4 separate regions of the Homo sapiens genome follow, and regions 2, 3 and 4 are each linked to region 1. A link is a contact called in ENCODE Hi-C or POLR2A ChIA-PET data. All regions are on one chromosome and are shown on one strand. The core of a region is the stretch at or near the end of the contact, and the rest is flanking DNA. Distances in the headings are between cores, read along the strand shown. Region 1 holds the start of NUP58 (nucleoporin 58). Region 2 holds the start of TNFRSF19 (TNF receptor superfamily member 19). Region 3 holds the start of MIPEP (mitochondrial intermediate peptidase). Region 4 overlaps SPATA13 (spermatogenesis associated 13).

Region 1 (2,850 bases), core at 114-2,613:
TGTTTTTTCTCATAAGGGCACTAATCTCGCCATGGGCGACCCACCAAGGTGACCTCATCTAAATTGAATTACCTCCCAAAGGCTCCATCTCCAAATACCAACATATTGGGGTGGGGTAGGGCTTTAACATATGGATTGGGGGAGGAGGGAAATAGTTCAGTCCACAGCTGGTGGCAATGCCCAAGCTCAACGGAAGATTAAAGTACTGAATTAGGGAGAACTGTGAGATGAGGTTAGAAAGACTAATCATACGGAGGTCATCAAGTGCCAAACTAAAGAGCCACTGGGCTTTTTAGATCATAAATCCGGGGGTTGCTTATGGGATGGATTTTGTTAGAGATCACGAGTAGGAAAACCATTTGGGGGAGTAATGTAACAATCCCTGAGGGAAAAATAAAAACTAACACTATGATGACAACCCTCGAATGCACCACCACCAGGAAGCCTTTCCTGATGCTTCGCCAGAGAGGTTCTCTTTAAACGCGAATTTTTCTTGAGTTATCCTAGAAATGTAAGTTACACCTCACATTTCGCCTTCTTTCGTACATGTTCCTGTGCGTTTCCTAATCCTTCCACTTTGTAGTTCCTCCAGCACCGGTTGTGTCCGAGGGCCCTTCTGGCGGAGCCACACTCGCTCGGCCCAAGGTCCCGCCCTCCAGCATCAGGATGCACGGACAGTATTTGTGGACTTGACCGCATCCCAGGAAATCCAGCGGGCCTGGCCACTTCTGGGCGCCAGGACCACAGCCGGCCACCCCACGGACGCCTGGGACGCTCTTCTGGGCCCCCTTCGGGGCTGGGCGTCGGGCTCGCAACAACTGCGACCAACTGGCTCCGCGAGGCCTGGGGCGCAGGGGTGGGGCTCACGTCGTGGGACGGTTGCATGGATTATTTTCGATTGATTTCCGAACCTTCAGGAAGCAGACACGCTCCCCTTCCTTCTTAGGGATGGGGCGGCAGCCAACGAAAGCCCGAAGCCGCCTCCTTTTCTGAGTGGGGAGCTTAGAGATGCTCAGGAGGGACCTCCCCGATTCTGCGATTCTGAGCATCAATTTTGGCAGGAGGCTAGATAGAAGTAGCAATTGACATTCATCACCCTAAAGTGCGGATTATGTCAGTACAGATGCTACGATAGAAGAACTAAAAAATGACAGAAATGGTTTTACTGTTTTTAAACTCTGGGAGCCTACTCCTTTAAGAGATTAGGCAGTACGCCTATTCTCGCCTGGTCCCAGCGTACCTTGCGCGGCTCGCCGTCCCCCACTCACGTACCAGGGCTCATTGCGTGACGGTTACACTTCCGGCGGGCTACGTGCGCGCGGCGAGCGCCGGGCGTACTTTTGCGTGGTTGCTCCACCCCCTCAGCCTTGCCTTCGCCGCCGTTGGGGCTGGAAGTTCCCGCCAGGTCCGTGCCGGGCGAGAGAGATGCTGCCCGGCCCGCCTCGGCTTTGAGGCGAGAGAAGTGTCCCAGACCCATTTCGCCTTGCTGACGGCGTCGAGCCCTGGCCAGACATGTCCACAGGGTTCTCCTTCGGGTCCGGGACTCTGGGCTCCACCACCGTGGCCGCCGGCGGGACCAGCACAGGCGGCGTTTTCTCCTTCGGAACGGGAGCGTCTAGGTAACCGCACTTTCTCGCCTTCCTGGGCCGGATTCACCCCCACCCCCACCCCCGCAAAGCTCCCTTGGTGTCCCCATCCTGTCTCTTCCCTCTGGCTTCCTTCCCAGTGGGGCTGGAGAGAAGCACTTAATCTAGCCGCCCGGCGTCGTAGGCCTCTCGCCGCGGTACCCGGGCCCAGCGCGGCCTGGTGAAGTGGAGGGCGGGATGGGTTCTGTGCTGTGAGGTTTCCAGAATCCACGTATAGTTCAGGCATTATTTGGACCTAGTGGGGTCTTGACTGCGTGGAAGGGCCTTGGGGTCTACCCCGGAGCTTTAGCGATGTGTCAGTCTTAGGCATAGAATGAACATTGAATGAATGAATGAAATTATAGCATACTGTGGAGTTTTATGATAGATAATTCCGATTTCATTGCAGCATTTGCGGTTTTGGATATGACGGTGTTTTAATAACTTTGTGGTTTTTAACCAGCTTTTCAAGCTTTTGTGCCACATGGGACCTTATCTGTTTTTGTTAAAAAAAACAAAAACACTTTTTTACAGTGTTTATTAGTGGTAATTTTCTGCAGTATGTGCAGATTAGTATATCTGATGCGAGAATGTTGTGTTGTAATAACTCAATTTGTCTTTTACTTAAATTACAAAACGTAGGTAGCATGTTCCTTGTTTTTGTGCAACCCATTAGTTCAGGTGGCGACAAAAACATAACTATCCAGAAAGAAACAAAGTGGTGAGACATTTTAATGAGAGATTTAAGCTTTAGAACTCAATTTTTTTTAAGATAAAGGTGGAGGGGTTCATAAAGTTAAGGAGTGTGCACACTGTCAACAAGATACTTCCTGAAGCTTAAAAGATGTGGCTGTAGATTTAAAAGGCAAATACTTAAGCATGACCTGCAGTTTAAAAAGGGAGGGAGGAGGAACCACGGACTACACAGTCAATTCAGAAATTTGAATTTTCATCCATACCTCCGTTATTCTTACTCTACTCGCTCAACAACAGGTTCTGATAATGTTACTTCTGCCATTTCTGTTTGTCTTTATTTCCAGTTCCACAACCCTGCTTAGGCTATTGTCATTCGTGGAACAAATATTTATTGGACAGATTCCCATGTGCAAGGCTCTGTTTTAGGTATTAAGAGTCTTGCTCTCTTGATCCTTACATTCTTATGAAAATAATTTTGATTCTTGTCAGATTTTTAACCAGCTGTCTTTCTTGTTTTAGATGAAAACTA
Region 2 (2,850 bases), core at 229-2,728, 1.7 Mb before region 1:
GTGAAGCCCAGATGTCACAGGAATTTTCCTGGTCTGCTTTAAGGAAGTCCTTAAGCATCACACCTGCCAGTTCAAATACTATTTGAGCCCTGTGCATTTTTGAGAAATGATGTATAAGTAGAAAAATTATACAAGAAACATGGAAAAATCAACAGGACTATTTAAATGTTATACAGAACTTATGAACAGTTCAAACTAAATATTTTGCTATTAAAATTATTCAAGAATCATAGAAATCTGGAAATAAACACTTCATAAATAACGTTTTCAAATATCGCGTCAGGAAAAATTAGACAAAACCAGTTAAGGAGGGAAGTTACATTGAAAAAGACTGAGTTCTACTATCCCCTAAGTTTTGCAAAAATATTTTTAACTTACTTTCTAAAAGTTAGTGAGTTTCCATTATAAAATAGAAAAATTGTCTTCATTCCATGAAAGAACTGTCTGAAAATCAGAAAAGCACCATATCCTGGATTTCAAGGAAGATGAAACTTCTTCTTATCTTCTATTTTACTAAATACTCAAAATAAAATAATCATATTGTATTGAATCTGACATTGTTAAGGAAAATAGCTTAAAATTTTTAAATAATGAGCAATATATTTAATTTTAAAATACGAAGAATTAGGCTAAGGTGGTAATTTTTTAGTGAGTTGAAAGTCCAAACTATGAGTTCGGAAGAAACAGCCCTAAAAGGCAAATAACATGGCTTTGGAATAATCACAGGGCAAATGCTTTGTTCTACATAATTCTTCTTTTGTGAATTTTAAAATGCTCAACAAGTATTAATGAAATATGTCTAAGAAGTAGATATTGCTTTAAAATCTAATTTCCAGAGTCCCGAACTAAGGCAAAGATTGAGATTAAGTCTCCGCCCAAAGTCTTAAGTGAGCCAGTGGAAGATGGCAGTTTATTCATGAATTGTTGGTTATCTGCTGCTTAACTACTTAACACAACCCGGTTTGATTGGTAATCAGATCCTAATAATGTATGTTTCAAAGAAAGGGCAGTTTCCTTAAAATCCTTAAAGACTTGTCACTTTGAAAACTGGAATCAAAATGTGAAAATGTTATCGGTCCATCTGGCAGTGTCCTTGGGTGTTTTTTAGAGTGGTCTCATAGTGCTATTTAACTATGCTGAATATTTGACACCCAGTCTCTGTAGGAAATTGTGATTTTTATCAGCGAAGAGGCAATTAAATGCTGTCATTTGGCACGTCCATCCATCAGGGATCTTATCACCCAAGAAGCATCCAGCAGCAGTTGCTGTCCTTTCCAGCTGGCAGACAGATAACAGAAACTGTCCTGTGTGAGGCACAATAGTCTAACATGATTAGAAATCAGCCAAACTCTGGCTTCTCTTGAGCTATACTCCCCCACAGGCTGAATTATAGCTCTCCTACCAGTCCCACGGCGCTGAATGATGTCATGGGATCTGCAGTTCAGCGAGATGAAAGGGATAAAGCAGAACCCGCTGGCACTAGGAAAAGCTTCCAACACACAGTCCACAACACAGCTTGGGAACCAAAAAAGCTACAGATCCAGCCACTCAGCCCAAGCATGGGAGAACTACCAGCATTGCCTCATTGCAAAAAAGAGGAGGAAAACAACGTGATCCATGTTTAACAAAAGAGTCTGTGGACTAGGAGGTGGGAGGGTAACTACCTGCTGAAAGTGAACTTTCTTTGATATCCATGCATATATATAAACTCAGCCCTGCCTTTGATGTTCAGCAACTGATTCACTGATCAGATTACAGGCATTTCATCTCCCTGCTCGTCTGCCTTTGATCTGCATGGTTAATTTTATTTTCCTGGATTTGAAGTTTCGTCTGGGCTTGTGCTGACATACATTTTTGGGAAGGTAGAAGCATTTGGCACAGAAGTGCTGCCAGGAGAAACTAAGTTGCTGAACGGGTAAGTACTGCAAAGAGCTCAGCATGTTGCAGGTACTCTGTTTTAAGCTTTGTTATAGCTTTCACTGCATTTTTCGCATGTGTTCTGAGAAAAGAATGGTTTTAATTAATTTTTTAGAAAGCATTTATACAGCTGAATACTACATGATGCTGAATGTGTGTATCAGAGTAACTATGGAACTTGATGTAATTTTTAGTAGTTTGTACAAGAGGGTTTGCAGTCTGTCATACAAATTTTACTTGGAAATGAGTTGTACAAACAGGACAAAACAGAACAGCGCTCACTTTAGCATGCAACTGGTACTTCAACCCCTGAGATCTGTGAGCTATAATTGCTCTAAGTATTTACAGGTTACCTTATTTAGTAAACAGTCAGTGCAACTTTGCTTGTTGAAAATGCTTTCTTTGTTTTCTTATATAAAAGAGTAAAATGTATCTCTGGCAATACTGTTTCTTTAGTTTATTTATTCTCTCACTTCCAAGATGTAAATCTATCAAATACACTTCCTTATGCAGTTTGTACACTCAAGGGAATCACTGAAAAACCATCAAGTATGATTAAAGACTTTTATGTGTAAAACTGAAGAATTTAAAAACAGTGAGGATAAAGTTGCACTAAGTTTGGCTAAAAATACTCCAGTGATTTTCTATAACCTTTGGAAATAGCATAAGCCTTATTTACAGAAACATTCACAAGGTTAATATTCCTAAATTAACATTTACTTTACATTTATAGTGACAGCTGTTTTAAGTCAAAATTTGCCAACTGTTTATGAAAACTATCTGAGTAATCAACAGTTATTATGTTACATAAAGTATCTTAGTCACATTTTCACTTTAGCTAATGCCCAACATGACAAAACCAAATTATATTGCTGTACCGAATTTGAAAGTTAACTGTTATTTTTTTGTCAGTTCATGATACACACACACTCA
Region 3 (2,850 bases), core at 156-2,655, 1.4 Mb before region 1:
GGATTACCAGTGACCATAATGCTAAAAAACTGAATAAGGCTTTTTTTTTTTCAAGGCAAAAATCAATTCTAAAATTTGAAAATCTGCTATCAGTGCCGAATATCATGATACAAAAAGGGAAAAATAAAAGCTAAAATTAGTTATATCTCATCCACCCAAAATCAGGCTTCCCCTCACGTCTTTCTGCTCAGCGCCTACAAGTAGGTCTCTTCACACCAACTATGTTAATACCAACACTACATACCCTTAAGGAAGGTGGTGTAGCAAATTTCACACAAAATAATTTTTAAATAGACAAAACTGATAATGGAGATAAAACAAGAATCACACACTTTAGCTCAGTGCAACAATACCCTAGACTTGTCTTTATAAGGCAATACAGTATAACGAAATTTTAAAAGGCAAAAATAAAAGTAATCCTTAACCTAAAACGGACAAAATGTACAAACTCCAAGTAGAACAGGCATCAGGTAAGTCCTTTCCAACCTTGCCTTCCTCTCACCTTTCACTAGACAACGCAGGCTAGTGACTTCCTGGGGTAAGAAATCAAAGTGACCAATTCCATGGCACTATGGGAAGTGAGACTCGTCTCAACAGAGTTTTGTGTTTTAAAACAAGAAAGCCCAAAGCTTTGAAATAAATTAATTAATAGATGATGGAATTTCAGGTATTAATGAAATTACCATTACTCGACTGCAGGCAGCCGTGTCCTTGCAAAAAGACCATGTGATGCCGCCTGTGAACGCACAGGGATAGGCCTCTTAAGGCAGGACTGTAGCGCTGGAGCTAAAGGGCTTTAGCAGGGGTGCGCCTGAGTGTATGCAGAGGGCGGGTCCTGGCAGGACGAATTCACCGCCACTGCCAGAACGAACTATTCAGATTCACGTGGAGCAAGGGGCTCATGCAGAAGCAGTTCCCGGACCCGACACTCTGGGTAGGAGACCACTAAACCCGGCCCCTCAAAGCAGAGGTGACCTTGCCCTCATCGAGAGCGCACACAAGACGCCACTGTAAAAGGTGGGTTCGCTGCTCGCCTCCTCCCAGGCCCAAACAATCTCGCCCTGATTGTTGCTGGCCGCGCGGAGCAGGGGTCGGCTTAGCTCGGGGACTGAGGGGAGCTCCTCCTGCGCCGCTCACCCGGCGCTCGCCGAACAGGTCCAAGCGGCTGCCCTGGGGCTTGACATTGAAGGCGGCGCCCACGGGAGACCAGCTGGTGCTGACCCTTCGGGCCCGGATCCCGGCTTCGAGGCTTCCCCGGCCCGCCCGGCGGGGCGGCAGAGCTGCTGCTCTGGCTCCCAAGCCGCCCAGCCTTCCGACGCACAGCATTCTAGCACCAGAGCAGTCCCTTCCTCCAACGCAGATCCCTGCCCTGCTGCTTTCGCTGGGAGCGCGCGCTCCGCGTTTCCAAGGCAGCAGCCCACGCCGCCCCACGTGACGGCCCCGCTTCCGGGTCTGGGCGCGGCCTCAGGACGTGGGCACGTTGTCGTCCAGAGAGCAAGAGCGTCGCTCCCCCTCGCCTTCTCGGCCGCCCTCCCGGTTTACCGCCCCCTGTGTCCAGAGTAAGAAAAGGCTAGGGTTGCGCTTCCCTCCCAAGTTGACTAGGGGTGGGCGCGAGTAAAATCATGACATATTCGAATTCCAGTGGACATTAGATATTCTTTGAGAGACGGCAGGTACTTGAGTAAACAAGAAATGCCCACCATAGGCCTGAAGGAGAAGTTTCCCTTTTAACCTACTCTCTTGGTAAATTTATCCTGCACTTCTCTGTTTGGTGTCTCTGTCCGGTAACTTTTTACTCTTGCATAGCTCAGTTAAAAATTTTAGATGGGAAATAGTGAAAGAAGTCTAATGGGATTTTCCCTCCAGGGTTTCAGAATTGCCTGGGACCCGTGAACCCTTTTTTCCTTCCCCTTTCTCTCTTTTGGAATGGATTGTCTACCCTATGCCTGTCTCCCCCTCCAACCCCCGGTCTTTTAGAAGTGGATTAACTCGTCTCGCTTCACAGGATCACAGATGGAGAGACATTTTGCCACACGATGAATCACACAGTAAGTCTCCTCTGTAGCTTATTTAAATGATGTAGATGGTGAGAGGAGTTGATGCGGAAAGTGTTAAGACTTTTGGTAATGTTGACATGGTGCGAAAATGTATTTTGCACATGAGAAGGAAATCAATTTTGGGAACCAGAGGGCAGATTGGGTTGAACTGTGTCTCCCAAAATAGATGCTGAAGTCCTAACCCTCGGTGCCTGTACATGTGACCTTATTTGAAAATATGGAGTTTGCAATTATGATTAAGATGGGTCATACTAGATTAGGGAAGCTGTTCTTGTAAGAAGAGGAAAATTTGGCTGATACAGGAGGAGGACAGCCACCTGAAGATGGAGGCGGGGACTGGAGTGATGCTGCCACCAGCTGCCAGAAGCTGGAAGCAGCAAGGCTGCATCCTCCTGTATCCCCTTTGGAGGGAGGATGGCCCTGCTGCTACGGTGATCTCAAACTTCCAGCCTACAGAACTGTGAGAAAGTCCGTTTCTGTTGTTTAAAGACTCCCAGTTTGTGTACTTTATTAGGGCGATCCTAGAAAACAAGTAGAGATTCATGTCTGGCAAATAATGATCAAACAATGATTTGTTGGATAGAATGGTGATTAAAACCTAGGTTAGAAAATGAGCAAAATGGGAGGGAAAGCACCAGGACAAATAGCTAATGCATGCAGGGCTTAATACCTGCATAGGTGATGGGTTGACAGATGCAGCAAACCACCACAGCACATTTTTATGTAACAAACCTGCACGTTCTGCATATGTATTCCAGAACTTAAAAATACATTTTTTAAAAAAAGACAAAAT
Region 4 (2,850 bases), core at 152-2,651, 1.0 Mb before region 1:
AGCCAATGGGGTGTTGGCTGCCCAGGGTGCAGGGCCCTAAGTTGAATACTGATGTGAAGCTATACATTAAGAGAATGATTCTTCAAAGCTCCTTAGACATTAATAACAGATTATTAGTGAGAGTTAATATGTCAGTTTCTAGGATTCCTTTTGATCTTATTGTTGTCCACATGTTTAAAAGATTGAAAAATACTATTTGTGAAGAATGGCTTGAAAGTCTAGATTAGATATACTAGTGACTTTTCCAACACTAACAGTTTACATTCTGGAACATGAAACATATTTCATACTTTAATTCAGTCACCCAACACTGACTATTAAGCATGTTCCTTGTCCTTGAGAAAGTCATAGCTAGGATAAGAGTAGGGACAGGATATAAAGGGACAGATATAAACTTAATAATAACTATAATGTAAATGCGATACATATTTTAAAAGAGGTTAGTCTAACATGTTTATAGAACATCAAAGGCAGATATTGTTATGGCAGAGGATCAGGGAACTGAAAAATAAGTCATGGAACCGTCACCAAGCAATGATGGTTACAACTTTTGTTTGTTGTTTGGTTGGTTTTTGTTTCCTTAAGTTTATTTTTAAATAGAGATGGGATCTTGCTATGTTGCCCAGGCTGGTCTTGAACTCCTGGCCTCAAGCAATCCTCCTGCCTCAGCCTCCTAAAGTGCTGAGATTACAGGCATGAGCCACTGCGCCCGGCCAATGGTTAAACTTTTGAGGGATGAGCCAGAATTTGATGGGCTGTTTTGGGTGGGAAAGTTGCTCCAGGCGGAGAGGTCAGCGTGGACGGATGGAAGGATTTTGTCCTATTCGTTGGAATAAGGAACATTCAGTGGTACACATTGGCTAACGCAGAGGTTTCCAGCCAATGCAATCAGAATCCATTGCCTGCAACTTGTGGCTTGCTGCATGGACAGGCAACAAAAGGCATATGTCCTAGAACAACCTGAGCATGTGGTGTGGTTTAAGTAAGCTTAACCTGAAGGTCCAGTGGTTCCCAAATTTTTCCAGGTGTCAGAATCATTTGAGGAGCTTTTCAAAATAAATTCTCAGCCAACATCCTTCCCCACTACCACCACCCAACCTGACTCAGTGGCCCAGGGCAGGGGAGGATCTTTATTTTTCTAAACATTTTCCATGTGATTAGATGCCACAGGCCCTGGGTGTTTGGGAACCACTGAAGGGGGATGGACCCTGGAAATTGTGCATCATGTTTTGACGTTGTCAGTTCCTGTGACCCAGCTCTTTCCCTCTGTGTGCATCTCCGTGGCCTGAGCTCTTGGGGTTCACCCATAGTTTCAGCCCACAGAGCAGCAGCCCGTGACAGCTGCTCCCAGCTGTGAACACGAGCTGCCCGCCTGGGCTTGCCATTTCTGTTTTTAAGATGGGAAGTCAGAATGGCTTATCTCAACTCTGAGGAAGTCTGAGCCATCAGCAAGAGGTTTTCTCAAATACATGATTTTAGCAGATTATTTTAAGGGTGGGGGAATTTCCCTGAAGTCAAGGGAGGGGAAATTCCCCACCAAGGAGTGATGCTGGGTGGGAGATGCTGGTCGGGAACCAGCTGCTCATTAGCTAGGCAGTGTTGGAGAGTGCCTCATGAAAATAGCTAAATCTATGTCTCCTTGTTGTCAAGTGCCTGATGTTTAAGGGCTGTGTTAGATCTCACCTCCCTTTCATTTAACAGAACACCTCAACCTCCACCCTGTTATCACACCCTCACCAGGACTACCCTCCCCCACTTATCAGTCAGGGGCTTTTTTTTTCCTGATGTCTTCTCTAACTGTATTTGTAACAATCCTTCCAATTTAAAAAAATGACACCTCCTCTATGGCTACCACATTGTTCTCTGTAGTAGTTCCTAAAGCTAAAAGTGGCCAGGGCTGAAAATGGGGACTGGGGCATTCTACTCACTGACAGCTGCAGCCAGGAGGAAAGCAGAGAGGGGGAGGAAAATGAGACATTTGTGTAAGGGATGGACTGGGGAAGGACCAATGCAGCCCCAGGAATCAGGGGCCCCCAGAGGGCAGTGTTTCTAGGAGTGATGGTTAACCATGGTTATTGAACAAGAGCATTATAAATTCACTTTATTACATTTTTGGAATTGATAGTACTCTGTGGAACAGATGTGTTCTCTTGGAATTGTCCCCAGTCAGAGAGGCGCTGATGGTCAGCACGCAGTTTTGATGACCAAGGGTGTGCTCCTTCTACCTGACTGAAGCTGCGGGAAGTGTTGTAGAAAGAGCCTGCTCTGTCTGCTCTCATATTGATTGTATGTAGGCATTTGGGGTTTTAAAACTGATTTCAATTTGGAGCAGTCTTTGCTTCTTGTTTACAAGATCGTTTCCAAAAATGGCTTTTTGGGCAAGGTGCAGTGGCTCACGCCTGTAATCCCAGCACTTTGGGAAGCCAAGGCAGGTGGATCACCTGAGGTCAGGAGTTTGAGACCAGCCTGGCCAACATGGCGAAACCCCATCTCTACTAAAAATACAAAAATTAGCTGGATGTGATGGCACGCACCTGTAATCTCAGCTACTCGGTAGTCTTAGGCAGGAGAATCTCTGGAACCCTGGAGGCAAAGGCTGCAGTGAGCTGAGATCGCGCCACAGCACTCCAGCCTGGGCGACAGAGCAAGACCTTGTCCCTCACCCCTCCCCCAAAAAATGTTTTTTCCACACCAATTTTTTCAACAAAAGAAACTACGGTTGGTGAGAATGTGGAGAAATTGGAACTGTTGCGCACTGTTGGTGGGAATGTGAAATGATGCAGCCATGTGGAAAACAGTATGGAGAGTCCTCCAAAAATTAAAACTAGAACTACCATTTGATCAAGTATG

The links. Hi-C counts contacts between places; a loop is a spot of excess contacts on that map. ChIA-PET counts read pairs that join two places held with the same protein, here RNA polymerase II (POLR2A). Pooled maps may share reads with other maps.
Region 2: a loop to region 1 is called in a pooled map, with 6 times the contacts of the local background. The contact joins the promoter of TNFRSF19 here to the promoter of NUP58 in region 1. A Hi-C loop is called at or near these places in 3 of 168 maps with a recorded cell type or tissue (B cell, CD8-positive, alpha-beta T cell and naive thymus-derived CD4-positive, alpha-beta T cell) and 8 of 50 pooled maps.
Region 3: a map of CD8-positive, alpha-beta T cell shows a loop between it and region 1 (24-fold over the local background). The contact joins the promoter of MIPEP here to the promoter of NUP58 in region 1. A Hi-C loop is called at or near these places in 1 of 168 maps with a recorded cell type or tissue (CD8-positive, alpha-beta T cell) and 10 of 50 pooled maps.
Region 4: a map of CD4-positive, alpha-beta memory T cell shows a loop between it and region 1 (7-fold over the local background). The contact joins the enhancer-like site here to the promoter of NUP58 in region 1. A Hi-C loop is called at or near these places in 1 of 168 maps with a recorded cell type or tissue (CD4-positive, alpha-beta memory T cell), 2 of 37 single-sample maps with no recorded cell type and 11 of 50 pooled maps. POLR2A ChIA-PET finds 5 or more read pairs at or near these places in 1 of 52 experiments (activated CD4-positive, alpha-beta T cell).

The regions. Positions count from the first base shown.
Region 1 is chr13:25,300,262-25,303,111 of GRCh38, forward strand. It overlaps NUP58 (nucleoporin 58), which reads left to right and starts at 1,364. Exons shown (of 16, transcript NM_014089.4): 1 at 1,364-1,619. The coding sequence starts at 1,513. RefSeq lists enhancers at 1,020-1,259, 1,420-1,499, 1,610-1,659.
Region 2 is chr13:23,568,934-23,571,783 of GRCh38, forward strand. TNFRSF19 (TNF receptor superfamily member 19) reads left to right here and starts at 1,479. Exons shown (of 10, transcript NM_148957.4): 1 at 1,479-1,915.
Region 3 is chr13:23,887,995-23,890,844 of GRCh38, forward strand. It overlaps MIPEP (mitochondrial intermediate peptidase), which reads right to left and starts at 1,406. Exons shown (of 19, transcript NM_005932.4): 1 at 1,138-1,406. The coding sequence starts at 1,326. It overlaps PCOTH (prostate and testis expressed opposite C1QTNF9B and MIPEP), which reads left to right and starts at 874. Exons shown (of 4, transcript NR_172510.1): 1 at 874-1,017; 2 at 2,006-2,048. RefSeq lists enhancers at 1,186-1,686, 1,746-1,805.
Region 4 is chr13:24,273,275-24,276,124 of GRCh38, forward strand. The region is part of intron 4 of SPATA13 (spermatogenesis associated 13); the gene reads left to right. Among named protein-coding and RNA genes, the nearest start is that of SPATA13-AS1, 20 kb to the left of the region's middle. RefSeq lists enhancers at 1,347-1,636, 1,937-1,996. Within about 2 kb of position 1,402, at least 18 of the 41 ENCODE cell types and tissues checked have a DNase peak (open chromatin) inside an H3K27ac peak, as active enhancers do.